Regions from separate parts of the Homo sapiens genome. Here region 1 is linked to region 2. The links are chromatin loops, found by intact Hi-C in ENCODE. Cell type or tissue: IMR-90. All regions are shown on one strand. Each heading gives the region's core, and the rest is flanking DNA. Links, peaks and the distances in the headings are about the cores only. Region 1 overlaps DCAF6 (DDB1 and CUL4 associated factor 6). Region 2 overlaps DCAF6 (DDB1 and CUL4 associated factor 6).

Region 1 (2,932 bases), core at 113-2,612, 53 kb before region 2:
GCAATCCAGCCTAGGCGACACAGCAAGACCCTGTCTCAAGGAAAAAAGAAAAAAAGGCCTAAATAAATGTAGACATAACTTTGTATTGTAAAGATAAACAATTTTCACCCAAATTTATTTTACAGATTTATTACAACTATAAGCATATTCTGATGACTTATTTGTAGAACTGAAAAAGTTGATTATAAAATCAACCAAAGGACAAAGAATAGCCAAGATCCTTCTAAAAATGAATAAAGAGAAGGAAGGGTCTTGCCTTAGCCGCCATTAAGATTTACTAAAAAGCTATAATAATTACAAAAGTATGATACTGACAGAGAGACAGGCAAATTGTCTGATGAAACAAAAGAGCCTAGAAACAAATCTGTTTTATATAAATCTTTGTAATATGACATAGGTGGGATAGCAGATCACTGGGAAAATTCACCATTTCATAAATGTACAGGGGAAAAACTGGCTATCTAAATGGGGCAGGGAAAAGTTACACATATACATCATAAACAAAAATCAGTTCCAAATAAATTAGTAACTTAAATGTCAAAAGTAAAACTTCAAAAGGAAATTCAGATAAATTTTAAAATTCCAGATAAGAATTTTGTAAATAAAAGAAAGTGACAAGCATAAAAGATTGATAAAATTTAATGTGAAAATTAAAAATGGTTCATCAAAAAACAGCCTAAAAACAGTGAAAAAAATCATAAAATAGAAAAAATATTTGTACACTAATACACGATAGTGGATTAGTATCAAAAATGCATTAAGAACTCTTATAAATCAATAAGGAAAAGAAAAACAACTCAATTAAAACAACCCAGTAGAAAACCAGATCAGGACCGGGTGCAGTGGCTCATGCCTGTAATTCCAGCACTTTGGGAGGCCGAGGCAGGTGGATCACTTGAGGTTTAGGAGTTCAAGACCAGCCTGACTAACATGGTGAAACCCCATCTCTACTACAAATACAAAAATTAGCCGGGTGTGGTGGCATGCACCTGTAATCCCAGCTACCTGGGAGGCTAAGGCAGGAGAATCACTTGAACCTGGGAGGCAGAGGTTCCAGTGAACTGAGATCGTGCCACTGCACTCCAGCCTGGTGACAGCAAGACTCCATCTCAAAACAAACAAACAAACAAACAAAAAACCAGATCAGGAGATCAGGCTGAAAAACATGAGATGCATAATCTTATTTGTAAATTGGGCAATGAACATCAAGACCATATTATTGTTTACCAAATCAATTAGAAAAATCAAGATATGTGACAACAAGAATCAGTGATGTGAATAAACACGATTTTTAAAAAATATTGTTAGATATTATATTTAATTTACACTCCCACTTTGGAAAACAATTTTAAATTATTTTGTAAATGGTCCATTCCTTGGTATATACGCAAGAAAAACTGTTATCAGGAGAAATATTTCAGAATGCTCAAAGCAGCACTGTTAATACCAAAAACTAGAAATAACCTAAATGTCCATTAACAGGAAAATGGATAAACTGTGGTTTAGTCAAATATGGATTATTAGATAGCAGTAAAAATGATTGGGCAAGAGCTACATGTAACATGGATGAATCACAGTAAGATAATATCTGAGGAAAAAAAAGAGTCCCAGTCTTGTATACAGTATGACATCATTTTTATATAAAGTTCAAAAGTGGGTAAAACTTTATGTTTATATGTTTATGTTTTGTTTTTTAAAGCAAGGCATGATAACCATAACATTCAGGACACTGGTTACCACTGGCGTGGTAGGCAGATGGACAAAATAGGGTGAACAGGTAGATTTAAGTTACAGCGAGTTTTTTAGTTCTTGGATTGGTTGGTGGGCTCATGGGTATCTAAAGAAAGAAAGAAAAGGAGCCAAGTATGAACTAACAATGATAATGTGTCACAAACCAAGAATTATAAAAATACAATTCTCCCCTTCCTCAGGTTAGATTAGGGGTCCTTAATACTCTCAAAGCCCTGCAAAGCCCTGTCAATGCAATTACTGTATTGTAACTATGTATATGTGTCTGTGTATCCCACTGAACTGAGAGCTCAAGGAGGGTAGGCGTTGTGTTATCATTATCACCAGCACCCACCAGAGTATCTAGCACATAACAGGTTTATTGAAGTAACAAAATAATAGGTAAAAAATTGATTATCCAGCAATTTCAAAGCAATAATGAAACAGCTCAAAGTATCAATTATTATTCTATTTGGAAGAAACATTTAATGGAGGAAAAGAGTAAATCTGAAGGATGTACAACTAACCTAAGAAAATAAAACCTAGACTCCTGACTTTGTATTTTACTATTGCATATTCCAGAAAATCTGGAATCTTGGAGATAACTCCAAGGTTAAAGTATGAAGTTACATGAAGCAGAAACAGTCTATAAACCCGTTTTAAAAGTACTAGTCACATTTAGTAAAAAACTAGGCTAAAATATAAGCAGAAATTCATTAAATAGCACTAAAAAATATGAATTAATTTGCATACCATTTTCAAGATGGTAAACCCTTTCATAAAACACCATTACACATAGGTAGAATGGCACAAATTAACTGATATTATAGGTATTATTAAAATACCTTACAAGAGAACAAAGACTTTTTAGGGTGGAAAAAACAGCATAATCAAAGATTAGGAGAGGACCAGGAATGAAATGACTTAAGTAATTCAGTTACCAAACAAGGTTATTATATAAAGGATACTGTACCATGGATAGAATACAAGAACATGACTAGAATTATAGCTGGCGAATTTTGAATAAATCTGTAGAAAGAAATTCTTTACTGTGCAAAACACACAGTGAAAAACTAAAGGGAAATAAAAGCTTCTCCTAGTCCAGGTTTCTAAGGAACTCAATACTTGTCTAGAATGTAGTTAGAATAATCCAGAAGCAGAGCATTTCTAAAACTTGGGATTTTTGTAGGTATTCCACAAAATA
Region 2 (2,932 bases), core at 147-2,646:
CTCCCAGTTAAAAATATTTCCTTACTTCCTATAAATAATTTATGAGTAAAAGTACTGCATAATGTTTCAATAATCATCACATGACCACCAAAGATATTTTTTCTTCTTCAATAATTCAAATGATTGTCACATTTAATACTTACATTAAATATTGAAAGGAATTTAGCAATTTGAAATGCAGTAATTAAAATGCATTAGATAGCTTTAAAAAATAAAGTTCCAAATACTTTACTCATAAATATATTTAAGAAACAACTAGAATTAGTTGAGATTCAGTGGAAGCTGAATGTAAGCTAGAGTCTTCTTGCTAAGTTTTCCTAAAAACTTATAATTGATCAATATGTTCAAGAATATCACTTTAAAAATTCTTGCTTTTCCCAATTTTACCTGCTTTGAAAAACAAACTTTTAACTACTTCTGCTTTTAATTCCCAAATCTTCCAAAATATTTTATTTTTCCATAAATTAAAATGCTATGTCAACTGAGTGTGAAAACCTTGATTCTGTAGCTCAGCTTTAGCTTATTATTATGGATAAAATGTATACAGTGTTAACAGTTATGTAACTGACTCTGGCTTTTATTCCCATAGAAACTGAAAATGAATTACTAAAAGTGGTATATACTGATAAAAGAGTGCTTAAATTAAAACATCCCATATTTGGTAATCTGGCATCAGTTTCCAGAGATGTAAGAATAAAGTGACAGCTTGGCAGCTAAGCTGTTAGAAATTTTTTTATAGGTTTCAGCTTAGGCCTGCCAGCTATATTTCTAGTTGCTAATAATTCTGGCTCTATATTGAGTAAAATTCTTCCTTAGAAGAACCAAAGAAAACTATGAATAAATATCTTATTGGTTTTTATAATTACATGTATATAGTTTAAAGTACCGAGTAAACTGTAGATACATCTGCTGAAAATTACTATTATAAATACTAGCACATTCCATAGTTAGGGGAAAAAAGTTGACCATAAAGACTTATAATACTGAGAAAAAAATAGCATTTTAACAGAACGTAGAGGTTATTTTCACTAGCATCAAGTATCAAGAAGATAAGCATTTGGTAAAATAATTCTTTTTCATGTAAATACTAGAGAAACAAATTTTTTGGTAAATTATATGTTGTTGACAAAAGACCATATCAAATCCACCATAGAGAGTATATTAAAAGTACTGCATTATTTGAGGGAAATAATCAAGAATATAAGCAAAGTGAAACTAATACTGATATTTTCATAATCACTTTAATATAGACATAAAACCAAATAAATCTAGAAAGATATTTTGGTCTCTAATAATCTATAAAATAATATTTAAGTCAGGCACATTAAACTATGTCAAAACACTATCTTTTGGTACTTGTACTTTTAAAACAATTGTTTTATATAAATTGAAGATTCCTGCTATTTGTTAAAATTCATGCAAGTAAGACATAATTAATTTTTGTGTTTAAGTTACATAACCATATATTACATGTCATTTTGATCATTTATTCCAACAAGAAGTTGATGTGATTTAGTATCTTTCAAAATAGCCAGTAAAGAAATTTTCACTATCAAAAATCATTAGATGAACCACAGCATACTTATCCTCACCAGACTGATGATGTGTGTGGTGTCCAGATGCCTCAACAGACTGCCTTTGTTCACTGTCTGGAGAAGATAGCAAAGGAGTAGAATGAGGGCTTTCTGTGGGAGATGATGTCGAATGAGCCTGAGCTGACATTGTAGAGGATGTAGAAGGCTGAAGAAATTGTTCAGCTGGAGTATCTACTTCCATTGCAGTTTCACTCACTTCCAAATCAGGACTTGATGGGACCGTAGGAAGAGTTGAAATATCTGATTGACTTGTTCCACCTTCAAAACACATGTTAAGGCAAATTCAAATTTTAAATATTTTCTAAAACCAACAACTCTAAACAGATATGCTCAGAAAACACATTTATATTTACACACACAAATATATAATTTCAGTGATAATAACTACTGGTGATTTGGCCCATTTGACAAAATAGGCCAGTCAAGAGGGATAAAAACTTATCTACAACATATTCTTGTTAAAGCAATCAATCTTTCCTATTACATAAAACTTGTTTATACACAGAATTTTATATATTTCCATTCTCAGAGTGCATTAAAAAAAGGCTTAAAATAGGAAACCTCAGATTCTTCTACTTTACTTTGAGAAAAGCAAAAGATACGCACTAGGTCCAATGGCACCAGAAGGGACAAATTATATCCAATATCTTTTATTCTCTACTACTTCACACCACACAATAAGAACCTTGTGATTATTACAGATGTAAAACATGGTATAATTTACATGATAGAAATAAAAACTGGCTTCAATAAGTAGTTTTTGCCAGCTTTCTGATGACTTTAATTAACATTAAAAATTACCTCTGGGTCGAGATCTTCCTCGTCCTCTATTGCTTTGTGCAACCTCACTTGCTTCTTCAAACCATCTTGATAACATATCAGACATTCTCTGCATCAATGACACATTGGGACTCTGCTCTCCTATTACAATATAGGTCTTATCAGTGAGTTTAGTAATAAGTCAGAATCTTTCATTAATACAAAAACCTAGATTTGAAGGGCTTTAAAATGAAAGCATATTTTTAAAAATCAAATTTCCTAAATAAATTGTATGAATGTATATAAATCTATTAGAGCTCTCATCACATTTTATAGTAATTGTTTATATCAGTGACTTTCCATGTGTATGGTAAGGTTTCTTGAGAACAGGGCTCACCTCTCCTTCATCTTTGCCTATTCTTAGGTACCACTAAACCTCCCACTTCCTACCTCAACCTAAATTTTTAGTTCTAAGAGTACCCAGCCAAGAAAGGCTCATGAATTCTAAGTTTAATAGATTAAAAGAAAGGTTTTCCCTCTCCCTAAAGCATTATAATCAAGTACAGACACAAAATAGC

Evidence for each region. Hi-C counts contacts between places; a loop is a spot of excess contacts. Peaks named below come from ENCODE experiments on the same cell type or tissue, not always from the same donor. Only the 100,000 strongest peaks of a DNase experiment are listed, where the experiment ranks them.
Region 1: it touches region 2 in a loop (1.8-fold over the local background); 3 of 110 quality-filtered maps call a loop at or near these places.

The regions. Positions count from the first base shown.
Region 1 is chr1:168,056,769-168,059,700 of GRCh38, reverse strand. The region is part of intron 17 of DCAF6 (DDB1 and CUL4 associated factor 6); the gene reads right to left. Among named protein-coding and RNA genes, the nearest start is that of MIR1255B2, 60 kb to the right of the region's middle. In IMR-90, for the core only: no CTCF peak of the experiment used is centred there; a DNase peak (open chromatin) is centred at 1,570.
Region 2 is chr1:168,003,454-168,006,385 of GRCh38, reverse strand. DCAF6 (DDB1 and CUL4 associated factor 6) reads right to left here. Exons shown (of 22, transcript NM_001198956.2): 9 at 2,397-2,516; 10 at 1,593-1,853. Among named protein-coding and RNA genes, the nearest start is that of MIR1255B2, 6.3 kb to the right of the region's middle. In IMR-90, for the core only: no CTCF peak of the experiment used is centred there; no DNase peak of the experiment used is centred there.